Regions from separate parts of the Homo sapiens genome. Here region 2 is linked to region 1. Evidence: chromatin loops called from intact Hi-C (ENCODE). Cell type or tissue: mammary epithelial cell. All regions are shown on one strand.

What was found. Peaks named below come from ENCODE experiments on the same cell type or tissue, not always from the same donor. Only the 100,000 strongest peaks of a DNase experiment are listed, where the experiment ranks them.
Region 2: it touches region 1 in a loop (7-fold over the local background); 3 of 110 quality-filtered maps call a loop at or near these places.

Annotation. Positions count from the first base shown.
Region 1 is chr14:91,832,321-91,840,320 of GRCh38, reverse strand. The region is part of intron 1 of TC2N (tandem C2 domains, nuclear); the gene reads left to right. LOC124903362 (a long non-coding RNA gene) reads right to left here and starts at 227. Exons shown (of 2, transcript XR_007064307.1): 1 at 113-227. In mammary epithelial cell, no CTCF peak of the experiment used is centred here; a DNase peak (open chromatin) is centred at 3,660; H3K4me3 peaks cover 2,020 bases; H3K27ac peaks cover 1,086 bases.
Region 2 is chr14:91,646,067-91,654,066 of GRCh38, reverse strand. All of the region lies in intron 15 of CATSPERB (catsper channel auxiliary subunit beta), which reads left to right. Among named protein-coding and RNA genes, the nearest start is that of CATSPERB, 82 kb to the left of the region's middle. RefSeq lists an enhancer at 7,520-8,000. In mammary epithelial cell, a CTCF peak has its summit at 3,963; a DNase peak (open chromatin) is centred at 1,196.

The sequences.
Region 1 (8,000 bases):
AATCTATATGTCATCATTCATGACAGTGCCTATCAGAGTAAGTAAATCCAGGTGTTAGAAAAAAACCCCAAATATTAGTGGTTTAACACAATAAAATATATTTTTCACTCACATCACCATCCAATCAAAGTTAGTGGGCAGTGGAGAGAGCTTTGTTCTATGAAGCCAATCAAGGACCCAGACATTTCTCCCATCTTGTCGTATTGTGAGCTTTAGCAATGGTTAGCATGGTTTAGTCCAAGGTTGTCATGGAATGGAAAGAGGGAGACAGTGGGGTGAAGGCTCACCTGTTCTTAGTTGCCTAGATGCAGAAGTGAAACTCTATTTCTGCTCAAATTCCATTGGTCAGAACTGGCCACATGACCTTACCTAGATGCAAGGGGAGTGGCTAGGCAAAGCAGTTTAGCTTCATGCCCAGGGAGAGGAATTGAGGTTTGGTGAGCATCCATGACACTTTTGAAATGTCACTTCCTCTCTGAAGCAAGTGCCTAGTACTGCACCTGTTACATGGCAGGCACTCAGAAATATTTTTTGAACAAATACATGAAATGAATGAATATGTATAGGCTTCTGCTGTTATGTTCTAAGGCAGAAAATGGGAAGGAAATAATTTTGAGAGAAGCAAAAATCTGTCTGGTACCCCCAATGTATTCATGACCATTTATTTGTAAAATTATTTCACAAGCACTCTAGGAATTTATACTCTTTGAAAGCTGTTTTCATTTATTCAACAAACTGTTGAGTGCCTTCTATATCAAGTGCTATGCTGTGTGCTCAGGAAATAGAGGTGGAAGTCATCATTCCTGCCCATTGGTAACTCACTTGGAATGCATCTAGAGGGAAGTGGGAAAAGAAGCCAGTAATCACAGCTATGATGTAGGCACCATGATAGAGATACAGATGGATTGTGGTGGTTATGCTGGGAAATGGCACCTAATTGAGTCAGGAATGGGTGTTGTGGGGTTTCATTGTCTAGAAGAGGTGGTATCTTGGTTGGATGAACATGAGTTTGCTAGTTGATACCTGTAAGAGAAGGGTAGAGGGAATGGTGTGTGCAAATTCGACAGTTTATGGAACTGCAATTCCTTCAGTAGGTCAAAAAGGTGTGATGGAAATACTGGGAGATAAGGCTGGAGAGGTAGGCTTGGGCTGAGTCACAAAGCACTTCTAAACTGCATTAAATAAAGAATGAATAGGGGTTTAGAGTAGGAATTATGCGATTTGTCTCTATCAAATGAAAGAATTGATACACACAGTAATATCTAAGCAGCCACGTTATCCATATTGACCAGTCTATTTTTCTCCTTAGATCGGCCTCAAATAATATAAAATTGCTAAATTAAAAAATAAACAAAAACCCGTTCATAGTATTTTGAGGACGATCCTTTTGTGGGAAGAGATTAGAAATAAGAGCACAAAGAAAGGTGTACAATATCCTCCATTCAAGTAGCCTTGCCTCAGATAGAACAGGAAGGAGGCCCATTTCAAGGAAAACAAAGGAATTGGCTTCATGATTTTACAAGAACTGTATCTGTCAATAGAGAGGATTCTTCTAGGAAAATGTTTTAAGATGGACTAGGGAAGAAAACTAGGAACAATTAGGGGAGCTCCTGCTCTTGGTACTTCTGCATCAGTGAAGAGTTTGTTAAAGTTGTTCATTTAAGGAACCAAGCATCAGCTCACTTCAATTAGTAGTTATTGAGCATTCATTCCTCCTTCATTCATTCAGCACATTTCAATGACACTTTTGTGCCCTGCACTAAGTCAGGTGCTGCAAGGAAGTAAAAGTTATGGTCTTGCCCTTGAGAAGATTCAACTAACACATGAATCTAGTGATTTCTAACCAAGGATGTGCTCTCCTTAGGTATCAAGGGAAGCTGGGCACTGTGGCTCATGCCTGTAATTCCAGCACTTTGGGAGGCTGAGGCATGAGGATTGCTTGAAGCCAGGAGTTTCAGACCAGCCTGGACAGCAAAGCATGACCCTGTCTCTATAAAAAAATTTAAAAATTTAGCCAGGCGTGGTGGTATGTGCCTGTAGTCCCAGCACACTTGGGAGGCTGAGGTGGGAGGATGGCTGGAGCCCAGGAGTTTGAGACAGCAGTGAGCTATGATTGTGCCACTGCAATCCAGTCTGGGCAACAGTGAGAGCCTGCCCAAAAAAAAAAAAAAAAAGGAACAAATGAGAGAGAGACAGAATGAATATTAGTCTAAAACGCCTTGGAGTTCAAAGTTCAGATTCAAATCTTGACTGTATGTTTGGGCAACCACTAACTGGTTGTCTGACCTTTAAATATTTTCAACTGCAAAATGAAGATAATAACAGCTACATTGCAATTTCCAGGATTAAATGAGATGACTCATGAAAGTTTTGTGTGAACAGTGCACAACTTTGCAAACATTTGTGATACATTATTAAATGTGAACGTACTAGGAGTTGAAAGCAGTGGTTTTCAAAGTGTTTGTTGAAACACTAATGCCCAAGATTGGAAACAGGCCTTTCTCAAGAAAAGAGTTCTATGGTCAAACACATTTGGGAGATGCAGGATCAAAGAAAGTAAAACATGGTTCTTATGCCTGTAAAATGCTAGTATGCATTGTGAATCTCAAGGAAAACAAATATTTTGTGTCTCTCTCCCCCACATTAATGTGATCTGGTGATCTACCCCTACTCCCACTGCAGCATCTCTAGGACCTTGAGATGGACAGAACTCACTCTGGGAAAGACTGCTCTCCAGAAGGAAAAGTATGAACCTTTCTTTCAATTTTACAGTCCCACCACCCAGGCTGGCACCGTGGCTCAATGCTTGTAATCCCAGCACTTTGGGAGGTGGAGCACTTTGGGAGGCAGAGGTGGGAGGATCACGTGAGTCCAGGAGTTCAAGACTAGCCTGGGCCATATAATAAGACTTCATCTCTACAAAAAATTAAAAAATTAGCCTGGCATGCTGGCTCGCGCCTGTATTCCCAGCTACTTGGCGGAGGGGCTGAGGTGGGAGGATCACTTCAGCCCCGAAGGTCGAGGCTGCACTGAGCCACGGGCGCACCGCTACACTCCAGCCTGGGCGACAGAACCTCTGTCAAAACAAAACAAACAAAAAATGCTAAGCCATTCTTCATCAGACAGTCTAGGAAACTCATTTCCAAGCAGTGTTGAGATTTCCACCAAGGAAGCCCAGAGAAAAGGGCCAGGCCCCCCGCTTTACCAGGGTTAGAGGGGATCCCTCATAGAATCGGGGGTGTGAGGTGCTGTGGTGGATACATTTAATATTCTTTCCAAGACACCCATTGATGGCAAGGCAGTAGCAGATAGCAACAAAAGCAGAGAGCAGGGCTGATCCTCAAAGACTTTATAGACTTTTTATAAAAACTCTAAAAGTCAAGTAACAACATGACTACTCCGCTTCTAAGTAAAGTGTGCATAAACATCGCCAGAAAGACTGCCCCTGCCTCCCCAAGTCAGAGAAGTTTCCTCAGGCCAATAGCTTCCCCTCTCTTCCCCCTCCTACCGCTTGTCTCCCTTCTTCTCCCAAAACACACCCCACACCTGGCGGCATTTTACACCTTCCCAGGAAGGGGCTGCCAAGCGCGGAGTCGCGGAGGACGCAGGCGCAGCGCGGCTCAGGTACGCGGGAGGCCCCGCCCCTCCGCGCCCAGCCCTTCTGCGCCACTCCACTCCCCGCCCTGCCCCGCCCTGCCTCGCCCCTCCCCGCCTTGCCTCGCCCCTCCCCGCCTTGCCTCGCCTCGCCCCTTAGCGCCCGTCCCGAGGGGCGGGGCGGCCCTGGTGGGTGGTGTGGGAGTGGGTACGGGGAGGGAAGTGGAGGGGAGGGGGTAAGTGATAGGGTAGGGGAGGCCCTGGGAAAGGCAGGACCTCGAGGCGCGGCCGCGCGAGGTGACCGGAGTCACAGTTCCCGCAGGCGGCGACAGCAGAGCGCCCACTGCCTCCAGCAGGTAACCGGCCGCGGCCGCGCGGCGCCGGCCCAGCGCGGGCGTGGGACGTGGAGACCCGGAGGAGGGCGGCGGGACCCGGGCGGGGAAAGGCGCGGCGTGGCTTGGCTCAGGTGCGCTTCTCCCACCTGGCAGCTCGCTCAGGGCTGTGGGGGGTGCCTGTGAGGGCGGCCCCGCCTTGCGGGCTGGAGGTGAGTGTCAGTTCTGTCTCTTTTGTCTTTAACTTTCTTTAAAATGGGGCCGTGGTGGGGCCCAGGGGCTGTTCCCACGTCTCCTCAGCGACGCCTGTGTCGCGGGGGCCTGAGAGAGCTTTAGGCCCCGCGACAGCTGGAAGCGCGGTGGTCTGGAGGGCACCAGGGGTGGGCGACGGGGCGAGGCTAGGTCCCCGCTGGCCAGGTGGGCGGCTCTGCCTAGGGGGACCCGTGACCGGGGACGGTGGAGACCCCAGCCCAGGCGGGGACGGCCGCGCGCCGGGCGCCCGGCTCCCTGCTCCGTGCTCGGGCTTCCGACGGCGCGTCCAGGTGGTTTCTGGGCTCTGGGGAAAGAGAAGCGAATTTCCTTTCCCTGGCGGGGTCTGATGAGAAGAGCTTCGCAGAGGGTTTTTACCTGTGATGTTTCTGAAACTTTGTGAAGTGGCGAAAGGGTGTTAAAAGTGTCCCTTTACTGTGGTGTTTGCAAACCACAATCTACCCAGCTAGGTTTTAGATTTGACTTCTATTTCTTCCAGGTTTTCCTTTGCTATGGTTTTCTTTAGAGGAAGATACTGTGGATGAACTGTGGGCTATAGTGCACACCGATAGACATCTGGGTATAGACAAGATAGATGCCAAGCCAAAACCATTGATTTCTTTAGAACATTTAAAATACAGCATATAAAAGGATTGCTTTTGTAATTGAAATATTATTCTAGTTCTCCCTTTAGGTAGGCAGTTAATAGAAATTTGTTTTCCCTGATTAATATTGTAGAACATAGCCTGGAAAATATTGAGAATTAGCAACAACAACAAAATCCATTTACCAGTTTCATATTTTGATGTGTAACTTCAGCATGGTTAAAAATTGCTTTTTCTGGAAGGAGGGAGTAATGTTGCTTGCCTTTGAGAGCTGGGATATTTGCTTTTTATCATCTCTTTTGTATTTTGTAATTTTTGCTAATGAATATGAGTTACCTTCATAACTGAGGAAGAGGCCATAATACAAATTTATTCTTTGTTTAACCCTTCATGAAAAATTTAAGTATATCTTGTATTTTATTGACTTCATATGAATTATAATTGTGCATTTACGAATAAAACTAATATTGAGAGATTAATTCAGGTGGAGAGAAAATGAGTTTGAGATTCTGGCGGGACATCTGGCATAGCTGTCTAGTGGATATATACCAATAGATATATTGGTATCAGGTTTTCTGAAGTCAAGATCAGACTTACAAATGTTGGAAGCAGCAGTGGATTTGTGGTGGTTAATCCTGTAAGGGTGTAAGAAATCATTCAAGTAAGTATAGTGTAAGAAGAGGGCAAGACCAAGGATGGGGAACACCAGCATTAAGCGATGGGTAGAGACAGCCAAGGAGTCTGAGGAAGAGCATCAGGAAAGGAGGAAATCTAGGGGGCAGTGGTCTCATAGAAGCCAGGAGAGGAGAGTTTTAACAAGGAGAGAAGTCTATCTGGGAGTCAAGAACTGATTACGTGCCTATTGTCTTTGGAAGTTAGGATGGGGGCTTTAACCTCAGCAGACATAATTTAAGTACAGTGTAAGGGTAGAAGCCAAGTTTGAATGAATCTGAGGAGAGAATAGTGATTCTGCACTCACAAGTAAATGTGAGTTTAGAATCCGTATTTTGAGAAACAAAGGTTAGAAGGAGAGGCGATCCATTGATTAGGGAGATGATTAAAAAAAGAAAAGAAAAGAAAAAAGAGAAATAAGGATGATAGACTACCTTTGTGTTATCCATAATAATTACAAATTTTAAAAACGAAGTGCATCATTTCATAACATTGTTCCTCTCTCATGGTTAAGTAGCAGAAGCTGAGAGCAAGAAGCTGAGCATGTTGAAAAGAACTATTCGTGGTAAAGTAGTTATGCCCCGCCCCATCCAAATTATGAACACAATTTTAGTGGTGTTTTGTTTGGTGTATTGAGTTCAGGTGTTATAGTGTTTAAGTCACACATATAAACTGTGTTGGACTCTATTTTACCTGAGTTCCAATATGTTGATGTTCTCAACTTGCTTTTAAGTTATGCGGTTCTTTTACGTATGTCCCAATGGTTCTTCTAAAAATCTTATGTAGAAATCAGGTGTTGGGACTAAAGCAGAATCTGTGAGGCATACATCATTTAGGGCCTTTGCTTCAATTATTATTATGCATTCAGGGGAAAAAGCTCTTAGATTAAAATTTCTGTATAATGAGTTTCACTTCAGTCTTCGTTGAAAGTTTGATTTTTTTTTGTTGCTCAAGAGTTCAGACAAATCATTTTATGAGTATTTTCCTTAGGAATATGAAAAGAATAGTTAAAATGGAAAAGGCTGGCAACCAAGTGTTGATGAGGATGTGGAGCAACTGGAAGTCTCATAATCTGCTGGTGGAAGTGTAAATTGGTGTAGTCATTTTGGAAAACTTTTTGGCATTGTCTGCGAAAGTAAAACATATGCATAAGCTATGCCCAAACATATACCCAATAAAATTCTAGAAAATGCAAACTAATGTGATGGAAAAACACATCAGTGGTTACTTGGGGGTAGGGGAAAGAGAAAGTAAGGAGGGATGGATCCAAAAGGAGTATGAGGAAACTTTAGGGGATGATGGATATATTCATTTTCTTGATGAGATGATGCTTCTACCAATGTGTGTGTATGTATTTATATGTATGTATGTCACTCATTTAATTATACATTTTAAATATGTGAAATTTACTGTAGGTAAATTATACCTCAGTAAAGCTTTAAAACAGATTAAATAAAAATAAAGAATAGAAGAAAGGCACATCATTTAAGTATATTTACCTCCTTCAAATACTATAGTTATTTCAGGGTAATATAATTATGGATAATTTTTATTTTATTCATATAGTTTTCTGAATTTTTAATGTTTTGTACCACAACCATGTATTTATTTACTTCTTAAATGAGAAATTATTTCATATGTGCAAAATAGTACTTTTGACACATCTACAGATTCAGAGAATACAAATAAAATAAATAGCCCCGTGCCTATGTATTGCTTAAGAAATATACATAACCAACATTTTTTGAAGCCAACCTGTGTATTCTCCCTGATTATATCTTTTTCTTTCCACTCTCCTTGATTCTCTATATGGTTTTACCACATGTCTATGCATTCCAAACACTGTGTTGTTTAGTCTACTTTGGAACTCTGTATAAATGATATTCTACTATGTGAATCCTATGGCTTTGCTTTTGCACATTCTGTGAGATTCCTTCATGCTGATGTGTTGTAGTTTGTTCACTTTTTATTGCCGCGCATAATTTCATTGTGTGACTTTACCATTCTTTATCCATTATCCTGCGGATGGATATTTAGGATGTTTTCAGTCTTTTTTTTTATTTTTTTGCTTTTAAATTTAATTTTTACTTTTTTCCATTAAAATCTGTTTTTAAGTGACCCTTCTAACTCATGTCTCTTTGTGTTCATGGTTTTAAAAACCTTCAGTTTTGCTGGAAAACACCGGATTGTTTTATAAAGTGGCTGTACCAGTTTATAGCCTCACAAGCGGGATGTAAGTGTTCATTTTGTTCCCTTTTTCAGCAACATGTAAGACACTTCTACATTCGTAATTACCTGAATTTTTTTTCTTTTAGACAATCGGGTGAGAAATGGTATCCCATTGGGGGTTTAATTTAAATTTCCTTAATTACTGATGATGTTGAACCTTTCATTGTTTATGTTTTGTGGGTGTTTATGTCTTTGGCCATTTTTTTGTTGTTGTTTTTTTACTTTAAAACATAGATTTTTTTTTTTTTTGAGACGGAGTTTTGCTCTTATTGCCCATGCTGGAGTGCAATGGCATGATCCTGGCTCACTGCAACTTCTG
Region 2 (8,000 bases), 190 kb after region 1:
TTCCTTCTTCTTCTGTTCTTCCCACTCTTCCTGTTTCCATCAAGTTCATCATTAAAGGTGCAGCACTGGTCAGATCTTCTATTTGCTCTAACATAGTGTAGGTGAATTATTCTTGAGACCCATCTGCTTCACCTCATTTAGATAGGACTTGGACCCATTTTCTCAACTCAGTAAAGTGCCTTGGAAAGTGGTAAACCTGGCTTCACTTATGAGGGCTTGATTTTTCCCTTTACTTTTCCTTTTGATATCTTCTCATCCACTGTCACCTTCTTATATGGTTTGGCTGTGTCCCAACCCAAATCTCAACTTGAGTTGTATCTCCCAGAATTCCCACATGTGGGAGGGACCCAGGGGGAGGTAATCAAATCATGGGGGCTGGTTTTTCCTGTGCTATTCTCATGATAGTGAATAAGTCTCACAAGATCTTATGGGTTTATAAGGGGTTTCCGCTTTTGCTTCCTCCTCATTTCTCTCTTGCTGCAACCATGTAAGAAGTGCCTTCCACCCTCTGCCATGATTGTGAGATCTTCCCCAGCCATGTGGAACTGTAAGTCTAATTAAATGTCTTTCTTTTGTAAATTGCCCAGTCTCGGGCATGTCTTGATCAGCAGCATGAAAAGGGACCAATACACCTTCTTACTTGTTAGAAGGGTATAACCGAGAGCCTTCAGGATTTTGTTGATTTACCTTCCTTCTCTCAATATTGCCTCAACAATGAACTATTATAGATTATTGGGTAACTTTTGAGATTGAGGTAGACTTGGAGATATCTTATTAGGTCTAACAGAAATTAGAAAAACACTGTCACCAAGACAAGACAGAGGCTGTGTTTTTTTGTTTGTTGTTTTTAACACACAGCATTTTTTATTGTATAGTTTAAAATTTCTTCTGATCTCCAGTTTCTTCTGATCTTCAGTCTCTGATACGATTTTAAATGACGAAGTTTCTGATATAACTTCAAAAAGCATGGTTTTGCAGGCCTCAATATTTTGTCCTTGATGTTCACCAGCAAAAGCAGTTTTACAGTTATACAATCTCCTCTATTGGTCCTTCCTTGTTTGAGAATAAGGACAGACCACAAAATCCTGATGCTATTTCTCCAGATCTTCACCACTCAGTTTATTTATTCTCTATTCTGTCAATAAAGCTTTTGTTTAACTTATGTCAGTATCAAGATTAATCCATGTGGTTTGTATGTCTGAATCATGTGTTGAGACAGCAGCTGTGTCAACCTAAGATTCTGGTGATCAGACTTTATATGATTGTGAAATAAATGAAAGTAATTGTGAATATTGTTAGGAGCACAATGTTGAACGTTTCCAGTATTCCAGAAAGCTCCCTCTTGCCTCTTGCTGCATTTCTTTTTTTTTTTTTTTTTTTTTTTTTTTTTTTTTTTGAGACAGAGTCTTGCTCTGTTGCTCAGACTGGGGTGCAGTGGTATGATCTCAGCTCACTGCAACCTCCGCCTCCCGGGTTCAAGCGATTCTCCTGCCTCAGCCTCCCGAGTAGCTGGGATTACAGATACCCGCCACCATGCCCAGCTAATTTTTTTTTTTTTTTTTGTATTGTTAGTAGAGACAGGGTTTCACCTTGTTGGCCAGGCTGGTCTCAAACTCCTGACCTCAAATGATCTGCCCATGTAGGCCTCCCAAAATGTTGGGATTACAGGCATGAGCCACTGTGCCCAGCCTAATGGTATTTCACTGAAGATTTAGTTTGCATGAGTAATAATGTTAAGTATATTTTCATGTGTTCATTTTTATATCCTTTTTTGTAAATTCTTTTCAAGTCTTTTTTGAATGAAGTTTTGATTTGAGTTACTTTTCTTACTGATTTCTATAAGATTTTAATGTATTACGGATATGATTTTTTGTTAGAAATATGTCTTGGAAATATCTTCTTGTAATTAGTGGCTTGTCTTATTTATCTTCTTCATGGTATCTTTTGAACAAAAATTATTAATTTTTGAAAGCTCAATTGACCAATCTTTCCTTTTATGGTTAGCACTTTTTACTTCTTGTATTCTATTTAAGAATTCTTTGCCTATCCCAAAGCTATGAAGATATTCTCCTGTTTTCTGGAAATTGGTTGTTTTAGATTTTATATACAGATCAAAGTAAAATCTCTAATTTTGTATATGTCATGAAGTGAGGTTCATTTTTTTCCCTGTATGACTACCAGAGCCTCTACTCTGGCCTTGAATTGAATATTCATCCCAAGCTTTTCTTTCTGCTTTTGTAAGCTCTCCAATATATCCATAGAAGTCATGCCACCCCACAATCTTTGTAAAAATTATGGTTGTCACTGTAATCAACTGCAGCTACTCCAATGGACCACCTCAAGTCTTGCCCTCCACAGACACTGCATCCCACACTCGCCACAGAGATAATTTGAGTAATTGTGAAGCCCTTGCTTGCTATGGTTTGCCAGGCATAAGTGGTCATCTGTTCACTCATTAAGTGTGTAAGCAACTCAGTCCCAGAATCCCACCACTATATTCTATGCCTTAGGGACACTGTAGGTAAAAACACTATATCAGTTTTGGACCATGCAGGAAACGTAATTCCTCTCAGGTGTTTTACCTGAAGAAGCTTTACAAGGGGACTATTTGCAGAGGGCAGACATAGTTAAAGGGAGCAACAGTGATAGTAAAATATCCAGAGACTAGCAATGGAAGAAAGATGTTACAGTCTCTTTGCTTAGAGGGGGGATAAGATAGATAGATGGCATTACTAAAGCCCAGTCAAAGCTGGAATGGAGTAGGGACCACCCTTTAAGAGGTGTAATCTAGGAAGCTCACAGCCACCACAAAACCACACCACCAAAGCAAGAAGAAAGAGGATGAAAACTACCTTAACTTCTGTCTCCTTCTCCTTTCTTAACTCCTGCTGCTGCATTTCATTTGCCAAGCCCAATCAGGAGTCAACTGGAAACAGCACAAAGATTGCAATTCATAGAAATCAGTCTTCCATTGCACCAAACAGGAAAGAGAAAGTCTGAGAGTGGATCTGGAGGAATGGCCAAATAGAGAATAAACAGCACATATTGTGAAATAAAAACCAAAATAGACCTAGCAAGATAATGTTGGAAACAGTAAAAATAACACCTAAGAAAACTAAATTGTCAATAAAAATTATAGAATATTAAAAATTATAAATATAAACTATAGAAACATACCCAGATGTAAAATGAACAAATAAGTGGAGAAAATCTAAAATAATAAATATAGATGCTAAAGATTCAGGAACTGCAAAATTGTAGGGATTTCTAGTGATGAACAAAAATTGTGGCTGTATGTTTCTCTCTTTTATCTACAGTTTCTGGCATAGTATAGCCCTCTGATAGAAATGGGTGGGTGGATGGATGGATGGATGGATAAATACAAAAAACAGAAAGAACAGAGGAAACCAAAATCAATAATGACATTAATTTTTTTAACTAAAAGCAAAACAAACCAACACTAAAAGCAGAAACACTCTTCGAAATGGGAAATGTAAGTCAATTTTAAAGAAACAAAAATCAAGCCAGCCTTGGATTCTTCTGCTGCAACAATGCCTGTTGCATATTCTAATATAGAACCTCCAAAAAAATTAGTTTCACCTAAGAATTTGGAACCAACTCAACTCATTATTCATATTCGTATTCATTTTCTAAAAGAAAAACATAGAATTCTTCTACAACAAATTATGGTGATTCCTTCCGTGACACTGGTTTTACTGATAAACATATGTCCTATTGCTTTATTTTCTTCTCTGCACACACAATAACTTTGTTTGAAAGCATTTTAAGCAGCAATAAAACTCAACATGTATTGCACCAATGATCTAGGAAGCTCAGTTAAAGTGATGACACTTTATAAAAGTTATAAATAACTGATTTATAAATATTTATAAAGTTATAAATAACTGAGACAAAGTACATGCATGGGTAGGCAATTGACCACTATGGTTTCAGTGCCCTCTGGCTGACAATGATTGTAAGACACATCAATTATAAGACGTGTCTCAATTCCCAAGCTGTTAACATGTGAAACATGCATTTCTTGCCATATTTATCCACAAAATATGGCATATTGAACCTTAGCAATTACAACAGCAAAGTTTTGCTACTGAAAAGCTCACGGGAGCATAAGAAAAAGCCTGACTACATGTGATTCAGAGGAAATAATTATAAATATTATTGACACAAAAAATAAAAACACAGTGAGAGTCTCTCAGAACCACATGATAAAATAATCAAGAATTTAAAAGACAAGAGGAATAACAAAAAGTTAAAACTAAAAAGCCAAGGTTTTGCCATCCCTAAAAGGCAATCCAAAATACTATCTCTTTATCTGAGTATAACTTTACATGGAGTTAGGAATTTTTTTGGAATCCTTTATTGTGATCATTCATGGAATTTTTTTAAATGTGCATGCTGGCGGGCGTCTGTAATCCCAGCTACTTGGGAGGCTGAGGCAGGAGAATCGCTTGAACCCAGGAGGTGGAGGTTACAGTGAGCCAAGTTCGTGCCACTGCACTCCAGCCTGGGTGACAGGCAAAACTCTGTCTCAAAAAAAAAAAAAAGTGTGTACAATACAAGTCTTAAAAAGCAAAAGAAGGCTAGATGTGGTGGCTCATGCTTGTAATTCCAGAACTTTGGGAGGCCAAGGCGGGAGCATCACTTGAGCGCAGGAGTTCAAGACCAGCCGGGGCAACAATCTCTACACACACACACACACACACACACACACACATATATGTATACATTTAAGTTTGTGTATATGTATTAAAGCAAAGGAAACAGAATAACCCATAAAAATAGACATGAAAGAGAGAAAAGACATAGCAGAAAATGTACAAAGCATAAAATAGAATAACCAAAAGTAGAGCTGGTCTACAGTTATCACCATAAATGTTCATTTATTCAGCAGCATTTATTGAGTACCTCGTATATGCCAGGTACTGTTCCAATCACTAAGGGTACAGCAGTCTCTTTTCCTGTGGAACTTACACACTTGTCAGAAGACACTGATAATTAACAAATAAACCAAAATAGGCTGTATGTAAGATAAATGCTACACAGGAAAAAAAAAAAAAGCAAGATAGGTGAATGGGAAGTGCCAGGTGAAGTGTGTGTTGCGTTGTGTGGTGTAGCATGTATTGTGGTCTGGGTGAGCGGCCTTGAAGCAGATGAGGGAATGAGCAGATATCCGAGGTAATCTACATTTCTCCATTAAAGACAGAGTCTTATTTTGGATTTTAAAATCTTGAAATATATTGCCAGGAGTGAAAAACTTAAAGCTAAAGTGGAGAGAAAAAAATATAAATAAAGATTTGAACAAGTATGTGAAACACACTGGGAGAGAAAGCAGAGGCAGTAATGTTCATATTCACACAGAGCAGGAATTTTAGGCTGAAAGTATTCAATAAACAAAGTTCTTTCTGTGATAAAATATAAATAGTACAAATATATCATATTGAGTCAATGCTCTAAAAGAATACAAGATATGTAAATATACAAAAATGAACTATAAGGAACATGAGAAGGAATCAACTGAAGTGCCAAAGTAGAATACATTTGAAATTGACAGTGTTAAATCTTTAATACATGAAGATCAAGATAAGACTATAAGGGAACATTCCATGTAGAGGAATTAAGATGTTGTGTTGAAATATAGGGCACATGTAGTATACTATAGCTAAATTTCCTAGGGATGACTTATTGATGATAAGACCAAGCAGGTAAACTGAACCCAGTTTTCCATTTGAGTCAAGCTAAAGAATTTCATCATGCCATTAAAAGATTATTAACATAATCATATTTGTATTTTAGAAAGATCATATGGGGAATATACTGGAAAATGTAAGATTTTTGGCCAAGTGATATGTTGATAAGAGGCTATTTTAAAAGCTGAAATGTGATGATGAGGGTCTGGATTAGAAAAGTGGCCACAAGTATGAAGAAAACAGTGGCAAATTATGAATGAAACCAGTGGGAGTTTGTGAAGGATTGGCTGTGAAATAGGAGGAAGTGTGTATAGTCAAGAGTTACACATAGGGCAACTGGATGAGTAATGATATGATGAACATCATCCGTAGAACACAGTATCCAAGGGACTTCCATTTCCAATTGTGGCTTCAGTTTGCTGCTGAGAATAATTTAACAAAATACTTAGATAAATTATTTTTTAAATTGATAACCTGAAAAGCTAATAGAAACAACCAGGCCAAACTCTAAGGGAAAACAAAACCTTGGTGATATGGTTTGGCTGTGTCCCCAACTAAATCTCACCTTGAATTGTAGCTCCCATAATCCCCATGTGTTGTGGGAGGTACCTGGTAGGAGGTAATTTAATCATGGGGGCAGGCCTTTCCCGTGCTGTTCTGGTGATAGTGAATAAGTCTCACAAGATCTGATGGTTTTATAAAAGGAGTTCCCCTGCATAAGCTCTCTTGCCTGCTACCATGTAAGATGTGACTTTGCTCCTCATTTGCTTTCAGCCATGATTGTAAGGCCTCCCCCAGCCATGTGGAACTGTGAGTCAATTAAATCTCTTTCCTTTATAAATTACCCAGTCTCAGGTATGTCTTTATTAGCAGCATGCAAACAGGCTAATATACTTGGAGAGGTAAAGAGGGCACACAGTACCAAAGTCCTTTTGACCTGAAGAGATTTACAAATTCCTGCAAACTTAGACTTTGAATTTGGTGGACTAATGAAGAGTTATGGCCCTGAGTCTACCCAGGTAGTGAGAATATAGATGGTGTGCCCCACCATACACCAGAACCCCTGAGGGCTCTACCCTTACGATAAAGATTAATCAGAGGTAAATCCATACACACTCACACATATCCCCAAGGAATACAACAAAGTCGTCTTGTTAAGTGAGTAGGAAAAGAAAAAGAGAGAAAAAAACCTGTCTGAGAGGTTATGGCCATTGGAAGGCCCCTGTGAGATTTGCAGCCCTGATTTGCATTGTCTGGGATTACAGGTGCCCACCACCACACCCAGCTAATTTTTGTATTTTTAGTAGAGATGAGGTTTCACCATGTTGGCCAGGCTGGTGTCCACCTCCTGACCTTAGGTGATCTGCCCGCCTCAGCCTCCCAAAGTGTTGGGATTGCAGGCATGAGCCACTGCTCCCAGCCATTCATGATTTTTTAAACAAACATTTATTAAAGCATGAATAGAATGTAACTTCTTGATTAAGAGTATCTAGGGGGGAAAGAAGCTATAGCAAATATCCAATCATATTTTCTAATAACACACCAAAAGCTTTTGCTATGTCATCTACCACTGCCTCTATTCATCATTGTATTGGAGGGCTGAATTAGTCTAGACAGGCAAGAACAATATATTAAAAGTGTGAGATTGGAGAGGAAGGAGCCCAGCTATTCCTGTAACAGATTATCTAATTGTGGAGATAGACAACCTCAGGCTCGTGTAGCTGAAGCAGAGTAAGCATTGCAGAAAGTCATAGGAGATAAGGTCAGAGAGGGACTGGAATTCATACCACGGTGGCCCTTGGAGGGCATTGCAAGGATTTTGACTCTTACTGAGAGAGAGGTTGAAGCCATGGAGAGTTTTGATGAGGAGAGTGGATGAAGTGACTTAACATTTTGAAAGTGTTACTTTGGATGCTTTTTTGAGAACAGACTGAAGGGAGCTATGGGCAGAATCACAGAGACCAATTCGGAGGCACAAGAGAGATGACAGTGGCTTGTACAGGGTGATAGTGGTGACAGAGGTGAGAAGTGGATGGAGTCTACATATATCATGAGGCTAGAGTCAATAGGATTTCTGATGGATTCGATGCAGGGTATGAGAGAGAGGAATTAAGAATGACATTGAGGGGAGGAGCCAAGATGGCCGAATAGGAACAGCTCCGGTCTACAGCTCCCAGCGTGAGCGACACAGAAGACGGGTGATTTCTGCATTTCCATCTGAGGTACCGGGTTCATCTCACTAGGGAGTGCCAGACAGTGGGCGCAGGCCAGTTGGTGCGCGCACCGTGCGCG